Regions from separate parts of the Homo sapiens genome. Here region 2 is linked to region 1. A link is a contact called in ENCODE Hi-C or POLR2A ChIA-PET data. All regions are on one chromosome and are shown on one strand. Each heading gives the region's core, a stretch centred on a gene start or an enhancer-like site at or near the end of the contact. The rest is flanking DNA. Distances are from core to core; before and after follow the strand shown.

What was found. A loop is a pair of places that touch in the nucleus more often than their neighbours do. ChIA-PET counts read pairs that join two places held with the same protein, here RNA polymerase II (POLR2A). Pooled maps may share reads with other maps.
Region 2: a map of naive thymus-derived CD4-positive, alpha-beta T cell shows a loop between it and region 1 (6-fold over the local background). The contact joins the promoter of TCHP here to the promoter of C12orf76 in region 1. A Hi-C loop is called at or near these places in 1 of 168 maps with a recorded cell type or tissue (naive thymus-derived CD4-positive, alpha-beta T cell), 3 of 37 single-sample maps with no recorded cell type and 10 of 50 pooled maps. POLR2A ChIA-PET finds 5 or more read pairs at or near these places in 3 of 52 experiments (activated T-cell, activated naive CD8-positive, alpha-beta T cell and endothelial cell of umbilical vein).

Annotation. Positions count from the first base shown.
Region 1 is chr12:110,046,005-110,051,834 of GRCh38, reverse strand. It overlaps C12orf76 (chromosome 12 open reading frame 76), which reads left to right and starts at 3,313. Exons shown (of 2, transcript NM_001389625.1): 1 at 3,313-3,472. The coding sequence starts at 3,340. RefSeq lists an enhancer at 2,365-2,624 and a silencer at 3,545-3,604.
Region 2 is chr12:109,896,540-109,902,781 of GRCh38, reverse strand. TCHP (trichoplein keratin filament binding) reads right to left here and starts at 2,508. Exons shown (of 13, transcript NM_001143852.2): 1 at 2,356-2,508. RefSeq lists enhancers at 1,104-1,944, 1,945-2,785 and a silencer at 2,178-2,287.

The sequences.
Region 1 (5,830 bases), core at 2,064-4,563:
TTGACTAGAAGGTGCAAGCTGGTGAACCCACTGGAGTGGGACTTTATGACTTGAGAAGCTGTCCTATCCATGAGGGTCCATGTTAGGCAATGTTAAAGAATGGGATTGGGGGCCGGGCATGGTGGCTCACACCTGTAATCCCAACACTTTGGAAGGCCAAGGCAGGCAGATCATGAGGTCAGGAGTTCAAGACCAGCCTGCCCAACATGGTGAAATCCTGTCTCTACTAAAAATACAAAAATTAGCCTGGTGTGGTGGCGTGCGCCTGTAATCCCAGCTACTCAGAATGCTGAGGCAGGAGAATCGCTTCAACCTAGGGGGCGGAGGTTGCAGTGAGCCGAGATCACACCACTGCACTCCAACCTGGGCGACAGAGCAAGACTCCATTTAAAAAAAAAAAATGAGATTGGGGGCAGCAGCTTTCCTATAGCGAGTGCTCAGTATGTGCCAGATACTGGGCAAAGGAGTTTGCAGACATATATCATTTGATCCTCACAATTCATGAGGCAGGTATGATTATGCTTCCCATTGTGCAGAGAGGGAAAACGAGTCACACGGAAGCAAGTCATGCAGCCGAGCTAGGATTGGAACGGAAGTGGCCTGCAGAGCCTGCCTCCCACCCCACTGTGCTATGCCTCCCATTGATGCTTTCCTGTGCCTGCCATTTAGCTTTGCTCTGGTGAGTGGCAAGCTGTACCAGTGGAAAGAGCCTGTCATCAGTTCTGTGCACAGCAAGGTGAAAAGGACAGCAGAAGTGAAAGAGGAGATCGTGGAGAAAGAAATGAAGAAGTTGGTGCACAGTGTCTTTAACATGGCAGATTACACCTTCCCTTTGCAGGTGAACACCTGGTAGTGTTAACGGACCCCAACACTTACCCAAAGGTAGCCATTGGGTCAGGTTTCTGCACTATAGTCCCTTCTGTGGTTGCCAGAAATACGTTACAGGAAAAGGGTCCCGATCCAGACCCCAAGAGGGGGTTCTTGGATCTAGCGCAAGAAAGAATTAGGGCAAGTCCACAGTGCAAAGTGAAAGCAAGTTTATTAATAAAGTAGTGGAATAAAAGAATGGCTACTCCATAGACAGAGTAGCCCCCGAGGGCTGCTGGTTAGGCATTTTTATGATTATTTCTTGATGATACGCTAAACGAGGGGTGGATTATTCATGCCTCCCCCTTTTAGACCATATAGGGTAACTTCCTGACATTACCATGGCATTTGTAAACTGTCATGGCGCTGCTGGGAGTGTAGCAGTGAGGACGACCAGAGGTCACTCTTGTCACCATTTTGGTTTTGGTGGTTTATAGCAGGCTCCTTTACTGCAACCTGTTTTATCAGCAAGGTCTTTATGACCTGTATTTTGTGCTGACCTCCTATATCATCCTGTGACTTAGAATGCCTTAACCGTCTGGGAATTCAGCCCAGTAGGTTTCAGCCTCATTTTACCCAGCTCCTATTTAAGATGGAGTTGCTCTGGTTCACACGCCTCTGACATTTGTATTGCACATCCATTGTGAGGTGAATGATACTAATCCCACTACAAATCAAACCTTCAGGAGGTGAGGCAATGTGTGAGGTGGTAAAGCCTCCAGATTCAAAACTATGCTTGGGTCAAATTCTAGCTCTGCCACTTTGTGTGTGCAGTGTTGGGCCAAACACTTAGCTCAATTCCCTCATGTATTCAGCAAACAGTTACTGAATATAATATGCTACTCTTCTAGTCTTGTAGCAGGACGAGCCGCAGACAAAACCTCTCAGACACCGAGTTGTAGAAGGAAGGGCTTTATTCAGCTGGCAGCATCGGCAAGCTACTGCCTTAAAATCCGAGCTCCCCGAATGCACAATTTCTGTCCCTTTTAAGGGCTCCTCACAGCACTAAAGATTTCACATGAAAGGGTCGTGATTGATTTGAGCAAGTAGGTGGTACGTGACAGGGGCTGCATGCACCAGTGGTAAGAGAGAAACAGAACAGGGCAGGGAGTTTCACAACGTTCTTCTATACAATGTCTGGAATCTATGAATAACATCGGTTTCTAAGTTATGAGTTGATTTTTAGCTACTGGGTGTGAGGCCTCTGAGCCCAAGCCAAGCCATCGCATCCCCTGTGACTTGCACGTATACATCCAGATGGCCTGAAGTAACTGAAGATCCACAAAAGAAGTAAAAATAGCCTTAACTGATGACATTCCACCATTGTGATTTGTTTCTGCCCCACCCTAACTGATCAATGTACTTTGTAATCTCCCCCACCCTTAAGGTACTTTGTAATCTCCCCCAACCTTAAGAAGGTTCTTTGTAATTCTCCCTACCCTTGAGAATGTACTTCGTGAGATCCACCCCTGCCCGCAAAACATTGCTCTTAACTTCACCGCCTATCCCAAAACCTGTAAGAACTAATGATAATCCACCACCCTTTGCTTACTCTCTTTTCGGACTCAGCCCGCCTGCACCCAGGTGAAATAAACAGCCATGTTGCTCACACAAAGCCTGTTTGGTGGTCTCTTCACACACGTTTGGTGGTCTCTTCACACACATGAAACTGGGTTTAGGCCAGGCAGGCCCAGGCCTGGTTTCGGGCCTGGCGCCGGGCTGCCCGTCTTTGGTTTCACTTCCTTGTTGTTTCTTCTTAAAACAGGTACTGAGTATAAAACAATATAAAACAAAATGAGAGGGTCTCTCTCTCCCCCAGTCTCTGGGACAGAGCAGAGAGCAAGAACAAAATCGCTGTGCTCGTGGACTTTACATGCTAGGGCGGAGCAGGTCCTCAGAAAATCATCAAATGTACGTTAAATGTATAAGGTAAATGGTGATGAGTCTAAAGTGAATGGGGGGAATGGAAGAGAACGAAGGTAGGGAGAATGTACATTAAGGGAAAGGGAGGGTTGCAATTTTAGAAAAGGATGTCTGGGCAAGGGCTCCCTGAGAAGATGGCATTTGTACTATAGAAACACAGTATCTATTTTCCAGGCCCGTAATGAAGGTTTAATAAGAAAATGCATGGATTCGTAAAAAATCTTCAATAGGCCCCAAATGGACCTACAAGACCTCGACCCCAATGGATGAGGGAACGCTAACCACAGCAGAACGGTAATCGCGGCGAACGTTGGCACAGACGGAAAGTTGATCTGAACGGAAAGTTGGTCCGGGGGAAACATTAGTTATTGAGGAACGTTAATCCGGAACAAATCTTAGGCAGAAGCGGAACTTAGACCAGGACGCACAGTTACCATGGCAATGACGCGCGCCCTAAGGGCGGTGGCAGCGACGCAGAGAGACCTGGGAGGAGACAGAGGCAGGGCTTGCGACGGAAGTGGCCTCTCTGCTTCTGCAGGGCTGGGGAAGATGCTGCGTCCAGCGTTACCGTGGCTGTACCTTGGCCTCTGCAGCCTCCTGGTGGGGGAGGCAGAGGCCCCGAGCCCCGTGGATCCGCTGGAGCGGAGCCGGCCGTACGCGGTGCTGCGAGGGCAGAACCTGGGTGAGCGGCCCTCGGGCTGGCGGGCGGCGGGTAGTGCCTGAGCTTTCACTGCTCCGGGTGCTGGAGCCGGGCATGTACGGAGCGGACAGGGGATAGAGTGGGGAGATGGGTGAGTGCGGGGGGTGCAGGTGAGGCCCCTCAGGGGGCCCCGAGACTCCCTCTCCAAAAGCCTGGGGCAGAAGGCCTGAACTTTGCCTCTCAGCAAGTGCTCAATATGTGCCAGAACCTTCGCCTCCCAGGTTCAAGCAATTCTCCTGCCTCAGCCTGCCGAGTAGCTGGGATTACAGGCGCACACCACCACACTTGGCTAATTTTTGTATTTTTAGTAGAGATGGGGTTTCACTATGTTGGCCAGGCTGGTCTCAAGCCTGGCATGGTGTCCAGTAAGCTCTCAATATGTACTGCTTGCCCATGAATGAACTGCAATCGGGAGACCTGGGTCTCATTCTGGGTCCTCTCCTCTCTGGCAGTGTGGGCTCAGGCTAGGCAACAAGGCACATCATTTACCCCACCCCTCTTCTTTCCCAGAGGAGCCAGTATTTATTGCAAAAATGATAACAGTTTTTGAGCATTTCCTACATCCCATGTCTTGTGCTACGCACTTTGTATACGCGAATTCATTTGAGCCTTACAATAACTTAATGAGAAACGTACGGTTTGCAGCCCTTTTTTTTTCTTTTACAATAGTGTCTCCTCTGTCACCCAGGCTGGAGTGCTGTGGCACGATCTTGGCTCACTGCAGCCTCGGCCTCCTGGGTTTAAGTGATCCTGCCACCTCAGCATCCCGGGCGAGTAGCTGGGACTACAGGCGTGCACCACCACACCTGGCTCATTTTGTTGTTGTTGTTGTTTACTTTTTGTAGAGGTGGGGGTCTCGAACTCTTGGGCTCAAGCAATCCTCCTGCCTCGGCCTCCCAAAGTGTTGGGATTACAAGTGTGAGCCACCGCACCTGATGTTGCAGCTCTATTTTTCAGATAAGGAAAATGAAACTCAGAGAAGTGAAGTTATTTGCCCAAAGTTACATAGCTAGGAAATGATGAGGCCAATACTAGAACCTGTTTGGGGGCTTGAAACATAAGTTGTGGGAGGATATCTTCAACACACACACACGCTGCGTAAATATGTGTGTGTGCATGGCTTTGGCTTTGGAAGGAGTTCTGGAACTTAAAGCTTGGCAAACTTCACAATAAATCTGCCCCTCGCCAAAGTCTTCCCTTCCCACTGTATCTCCTTGGTACATCTGTATATCTACAAAGTGGCTATTAGTATCATTTTGGATTATCTTGACTCTACATGAACTCAGTGTTTGCCATGTGTTGACGACTTACTGTGTACCTAGCACTCTACTAAATAGTTTCCACACATTATCCCACTCGATCCTTCAGAACAGGGTTTCTCAACCTGGATATTACGACATGTTGGATAAATGATTTCAGGGGGCGAGGGGCAGTGGGGGGGCTATGATAAACACTGTAAGAAGTTTGGTGGCATCCCCAGCCTTTAGATACCAGTAGCACCCCCTACTCCTAATCAAGATAGTCAAAATCTCTCCAGACATTGCCAAATGTCCACGGTACGCCAAATCCCCATTGGATACCCACTGCTGTGGAACAGTACTACTCAAAGGGTAGTCTGCAGACCAGTGTGAGTCTGCAAACTATGTTATCTGCAAAGAGATGACTACAGAAATTGAGAGTGTTTAGAAACTTAACAGTTTGACATTGTTGCAACATCCAAGCACTTAGAGACCAGTTCTAGGTGTCTCTGAACTGGAATGCTTTGCAGATGAAGGGAACTGGTTATTAGTCATGCACAGTAGGGCTATGTAGTGGTCTGGGACAGACTAGAAATTATAAAAACTACTCCTTTGCCATAGATAGTTTGAGAAATGCTGTCCTAGACAGTTCCGTACAGTTGGTATTTATTTATTTTTTTGAGATGGAGTTTTGCTCTTGTTGCCAAGGCTGGAGTGCAGTGGTGCGGTCTCAGCTCACTGCAGCCTCCGCCTCCTGGGTTCGAGCAATTATCCTGCCTCAGCCTCTTGAGTAGCTGGGACCACAGGCGTGTGCCACCACGCCCAGGTAATTTTTGTATTTTTAGTAGAGATGGGGTTTCACCATGTTGGCCAGGATGGTCTCGATCTCTTGACCTCATGAACTGCCCACTGTGGCCTCCCAAAGTGCTGGGATTACAGGTGTGAGCCACCACGCCCGCCCTAAAACATTCTTTTAAGGTTCTGCCTGGGCCTGCAATTCAGGCAACTGTCACTGCATGCAAAGTGTAGGGAGAAGTGAAAAGATGACGACTGGGAGAATTGATCAGGCCCCAAATGCATGGCCATTGTGTACCTAACAACT
Region 2 (6,242 bases), core at 1,259-3,758, 150 kb after region 1:
TCATCCTTTTAAATTTGCCGTGGCTCACGCCTGTAATCCCAGCACTTTGGGAGGCCAAGGTGGGCAGATCACGAGGTCAGGAGTTCGAGACCAGCTGCGCCAACATAGTGAAACCCCTGTCTCCACTAAAAATACAAAAAATTAGCCAGGCGTGCTGGTGGGCGTCTGTAATCCCAGCTCCTTGGGAGGCTGAGGCAGGAGAGTCACTTGAACCCAGGAGGTGGAGGTTGCAGTGAACCAAGATTGTCCCACTGCACTCCAGCCTAGGCGACAGTGCAAGACTCCATCTCAAAACACAACAAAACAAAACAAATAAACCTTAGCCAGACACAGTGGCTCATGCCTGTAATCCCAACACTTTGGGTGGCTGAGGCAGGAGGATCACTTGAGGCCGGGAGTTGGAGACCAGCCACATCATGAGACTCATCTCTATAAAAAATCAAAAATTAGCCAGGAGTGGTGGTGCGCCTGTAGTCCCAGCTACTCAGGAGGCTGAGGCAGGAGGATTGCTTGAGCCCAGGAGGTCACGGCTGTAGCGAGCCATGATAGCGCCACTGCACTCAGCCTGGGTGACAGTGAGACTCTGTCTCAAAAAAACAAAAACATAAAAAATTCTGGACTGCGTGCACCCAGCTGTGGGCCAGCCATCACCAGGAACACAACAGACAGACACAGGGATTGTCCTAAGATTGCTAGACTAGGCACATCGGGGGCATTTATGCTGTGCTTAAACAGAGACAATAATGTAAGGAACACATGTATGTGCCAAGCACTCAATACATATGACTTTTTTTCATTCTTACAATCACCTCGCTATTTGGCAGGTAAGGAAACTTACGTTGAAGAGGTAAAGTTGTTGTACCCGAGCGAGTTAGAGAAACGCCACAGTTTGAGACGAAATTAAGAGTCCTTTATTTAGCCAGTGCCCAAGAGACGGCTAATAAATTCTCTTGGCCCGAGGAAGGGGCTTGATTTTCCTTTATACTTTGGTTTAGGAAGGGGAGGGGAGCTCAGATGCAACAATTCTACATAAGTAAAAACATGCAAAAATTAAAAGGACAAAGAGTCACAGAGAAACAATTAAAAGACAAATGGTTACAGAGAAACAACAGTTCCAGGTGCAGGGGCTCTAAATCTTTCATAAAATGTTAGATATGGGTGCTCTGCCCGACACCAACTCAAGGTTTTATGGTGTTATCTTTTGAGCAAAATCCTGGGAACTTCGTACATTGCTTGTTTCAGTACCTTATCAGTTAATTGGACTCTTTGATATGTTGAGATTCTGCTTACACAAGTTAACTCCTTGAGGAAAGGGGTGGGTAAGGAGTCCTTGATGTCTTGTAAATGAGGGAACCAGATGGAGTTCATCCGGCTTTCTCAACTAAGGGAGAGCTAATTCATGTGGAAACAAGGCTAGGTGATTAAGGGGAAAAAAAGAGTCTAAAAGCAAGGTTAGTAAAAACAAGGTAAGGCATTAAAAAACAAGGTTAGTAAAAACAACGTTAAGCATTACAAAGTGATTTGCTCAGGATCACAGAGCCAGGAAGTAAAGGAGATAAACAAGCTGGGTTCCTAATTCATGTCCGTCTGAGACCAGAGCCCAGGCTCTCTCTGCTGCAAGGGGCTGCCTGTTGGGACCAACCTGCCCTGGCTCTGGCAGTCCCCGGGGAGGGGACTGATAATAACACTCGGAAGTATGTTGGGCTACCATGGAGGACAGACCTTTCATCTTGCAGATGAAGAAGCTGAGACCTAGAGAGAGGAATTGCCTGAGCAATGTAGGGATACAGCTGGAGCCTTGAAAGCAGAGAGCAGTCTCACTCCAGGCACCAATTCCCCTGACCCAAAAGCTGTCCTCAAGTGTAGGGTCGATGCAGTGCCTGGGTAGGAACGCCGGCTGAATGAGCGAAAAGGCCTGGTGCACGCCAAGAATCTCATTCTGGAGGTCCTCCAGTTTTGGGGGCAAACACTCTGCGTCTATGGTCCAAATGTAGCCGGCAGGCTGCTAACGTGTGACCTCGGTCTCGAGACCGTGGCAAGCTTCACATACTTTTTTCCCGCTCCCGTAAAGCCGCCAGTGGATCAGTCTTTGCACCAAGAGTTAAAAGTTTAAGATTCCCGTCCCGGATTGGCCACCCACAAGGTGGGCTGCTCCCCGAACACGTCGCATCCCTCTCTCGACCTGAACATGCACGTGCAACAAATGGGGTCACAGCGCGTGGGGAGCGCAGTGAGGACCCCGGAGGCGCCCTGAGCTCGCGCCCGCTGACTGCCGCCCCGGTTCCCGCCCGCGCGGGCCGCCTGCGGGCCCCCGCCCTAACGCCGGATCCGGCCTAGTCCAACCCTCCGACTCACATTTCTCTGAGGCTCGGAGTTTCCGAAGAGTCCCCCGGCCCGACTTCCCGCAGGCACGAAGCGGGCCGGCCAGTCCCCCGGTGTAATTCCCAGACGCGCTACAGCAACGCCGGCTGTTTCCTCCCTGTTTGCACCGGCAACGAGCCCGACGACGGAGCGTCGCAAGGGCCAAGCCTCCTTCAGCGCGTAGGGAGCCTGTGTTTTTCTCTGGTGCCCCGTCGTGGCCAGCGGGAGATAAATAGCAAACGTCGCTGCTCCTTGAAATAGGGAAGCATGGAGGCAAAGAATCCGTCCATGCACTACACGTATTTCAGGATGGTGGTTACCATCACGTGAAGGTGAAGGTGGAAACCAGGGGGAAGAGAATGTAAGTCAGTGGTCCTCAAACCTGGCTGCGCGTGAGAATCACCAGATACCAGCCTGGGCAACACAGAGGGACTCCTGTCTCTAAAAAATTTTTTAAACTTAACCGGGCATGGTGGGACTTGTGGTCCCAGCTACTCGGGAGACTGAGGCGGGAGGATCAGTTGAGCCCAGGAGATCGAGGCTGCCGTGAGCCATGACTGTGCCACTGCACTCCAGCCTGGGTGACAGAGCCAGACACTGTCTCAAAAAAAAGAAGAAAAAATCCAGATACCTTTAAAAAATCCAGATGCCCAAACCAAACCCCAAATCCCATCTGAGAGTATCAGTGTTTTCCAAAATTCCCCAGGTGTGTTCAATGTACAACTTGGGCAGAGGCCTGCTGGCATAAGTAGATGGAAGTTATTGGTAACTTTTTTATTTTTTTGAGACAGAGTCTTGCTCTGTCGCCAGGCTGGAGTGCAGTGGCGTGATCTCGATTCACTGCAACCTCCGCCTTACGGGTTCAAGCGATTACCCTGCCTCAGCCTACCGAGTAGCTGAGACTACAGGCGCACGCCACCACGCCCAGCTAATTTTTTGTATTTTAGTAGAGATGGGGTTTCACCATATTGGTCAGGATGGTCTCGATCTCCTGACCTCGTGATGCGCCTGCCTCAGGCTCCCAAAGTGCTAGGATTACAGGAGTGAGCCACTGCACCCGGCCGATAACTTTCTATTATAGTCTTATATTGGTGGTGAGTTCAAAAGTGTTCATTCTATTAGTATGTTTTATAACTCGTGTGCTACAAGTATTACATGCCAACTATTCCATTAAAAAGAAAATGAAGAAAAATACTTGTTTGTTCTCTTTTCTTTCATTTTCCCATTCTTTCATTTCTTCTTCCCTTCATTTCTCCATTCTTTATTCATCTCTGTTTTTCCTGGATGCAGCATCATGGCCTCAGCTGGGTTCAGTGGCTTACGCCTGTAATCCCAGCACTTTGGGAGGCCCAGGAGGGTGGATTACCTGAGGTCAGGAGTTGAAGACCAGCCTGGCCAACATGATGAAACCCCGTCTCTGCTAAAAATACAAAAATTAGCCGGGCATGATGGCAGATGCTTATACTCCCAGCTACTCGGGAGGCTGAGGCAGGAGAATCGCTTGAACCTGGGAGGCAGAGGTTGCAGTGAGCCAAGATTGCGCTGCTGCACTCCAGCCTGGGTGACAAAGTGAGACTCCACCTCCAAATTAAATAAATAAATGAATACATAAATAAATAAATAAAATTAGCAGGCTGTGGTGGTGCACACCTATAGTCCTAGCAACTTGGGAGGCTGAGGTGGGAGGATCACTTGAGCTCAGGACAAGGAGGCTGCAGTGAGCCGTGATCACACCATTGCACTCCAGCCTGAGTGACAGAGTGAGACCCTGTCTCAAAACATGGTCTCTACAGTCAGAACGCCCAGGTTTCAAGCTATACCATGCTGGTGTAGTCTTGGGCAGGTCACTTCATCTGTCTGTGCCTCAGCTTCCTAGTCCATGGAATGAGAGTAAAAATAGAGCAACTTTCAGGCCGGGCCTGGTGGCTCATGCCTGTAATCCCAGCACTTTGGGAGGCCAAGGCTGGCGGATCTCTTGAGGTCAGGAGCTTCAGACCAGCCTGGCCACATGGTGAAACCCCCGTCTCTACTAAAAATATAAAAATTAGCTGGGCGTGGTGGCAGGCACCTGTAGTCCCAGCTACTCGGGAGGCCGAGGCAGGAGAATCGCCTCAACCGAGGAGACGGGGGTTGCAGTGAGCCAAGATCATGCCACTGCACTCTAGCCTGGGCAACAGAGCAAGACTCTGTCTCAAAAAACAAAGCAAAACAAAAAATAGTGCAGCTTTCTAGGGTTGCCCGTGTGAGAATAAATGGAGCATGCCCAGGAGTAGAGCATCCAGTGCATCCCAGGTGAGCCCAAACTTGAGCCTTCCTTCACATCCCCCTTTAGTTGGCACCTGTTTAATCAGGGTCTGTCCCACTGCGTGCATAAGAGTCCTCAAGTTTCCCTCCCATTAATCCCTACCCCCTTGGGCAAATTCATGGCCACTCTTTCATGTTGTGTCCCCAGTGCAGAGGGGTGGCAGCAGCCCACTGCAGTCACTTAGCAGAGATGCCCACCCAACAAAGGAGACCAACACATAAATGTCTGTCGACAGGAACTTCATAAACACATGAATTGGACCAGGCGTGGTGGCTCACGCCTGTAATCCTAGTATTTTGGGAGGCTGAGGCAGGTGGATCATTTGAGGTCAGGAGTTCGATACCAGCCTGGCCAACGTGGCGAAACCTTGTCTCTACTAAAAATACAAAAATTAGCCAGGTGTGGTGGCATGCACTTGTAATCCCAGCTCGGGAGGCTGAGGCATGAGAATCACTTGAACCCAGGTGGCAGAGGTTGCAGTGAGCCGAGATCTGACCGCTGAACTCCAGCCTGGGCAACAGAGGGAGTCCCTGTCTCAAAAAAAAAAAAGAAAGAAAGAAAGAAAAGAAAAGAAAAAGAAATATGTGAGTTGGGGCAAGGTAAGGGAGACCTGATCCTGATTTTGTGCCTCTTGGGCAAGGCCTTTCCACTCTCTGGGCCTCAGTTTCCTCATCTGTATAATGACCAGATAAGCTCCACTAGCAGAACTTTAGGGCTTAGGGCTCGACCAGCATGCCGGAGGGCAACCATTCCTAAGTGGCCTGATCCTGGAAGCCTGAAGTCCCCAGATTACAGCCTCCATTCTCTTTTGCTGGCCAGACATCCTCACCGGCCCCCACAGTTCAACTCTGAACCTCTTGATTACACAGCTGCTGGCTGTCGCTATTAAGCAACTTTACAAGTGCCTTTTCCTTTGCTCCTCTTGGGCATTCTATGAGATATCTTATTGCCCCCATGTTAGAATTGCCTAAACTAAGCCTCGAAAAGGTGGCATGGCTTGCCTGAGGAGCCGCAGCTGATAGGTGGTTGAGCCATGATTTGAAACCAGTTCTGCCTGATCCCAGTGCCTAAGCCCTCTTGCTGCAACACAAGAGCAGGGATCATCGTGTTCCTTGCTGCATTCCCCATGCCATGCCTTGTATGTGGTAAGCACTCTATCTATCTATCTATATATCTATATCTATCTATATATATATTTGAGACAGAGTCTCACTCTATCACCCAGGCTGATGGAGTGCAGTGGTGCGAACTTGGCTCACTGCAGCCTCTGCCTCCCAGGTTCAAGCAATTCTCTTGCCTCAGCCTCTTAAGTAGCTGGGATTACAGGTGCCCGCCACCACGTCCGGCTAATTTTTGTATTTTTTTTCAGTAGAGTTGGGGTTTTGCCATGTTGCCCAGGCTGGTCTTGAACTCCTGACCTCAGGCATCAACCTCCCAAAGCGCTGGGATTACAGGCATGAACCACCATGCCCGGCCTCAATCAATATTTGTGTTGAGAATGAAAAAGTGAATGGATCCCCTATTTTGAGTACTTTCTTCTCCTCCAAAGGAAAAAGGAATCTATGGTGTTAAGAGA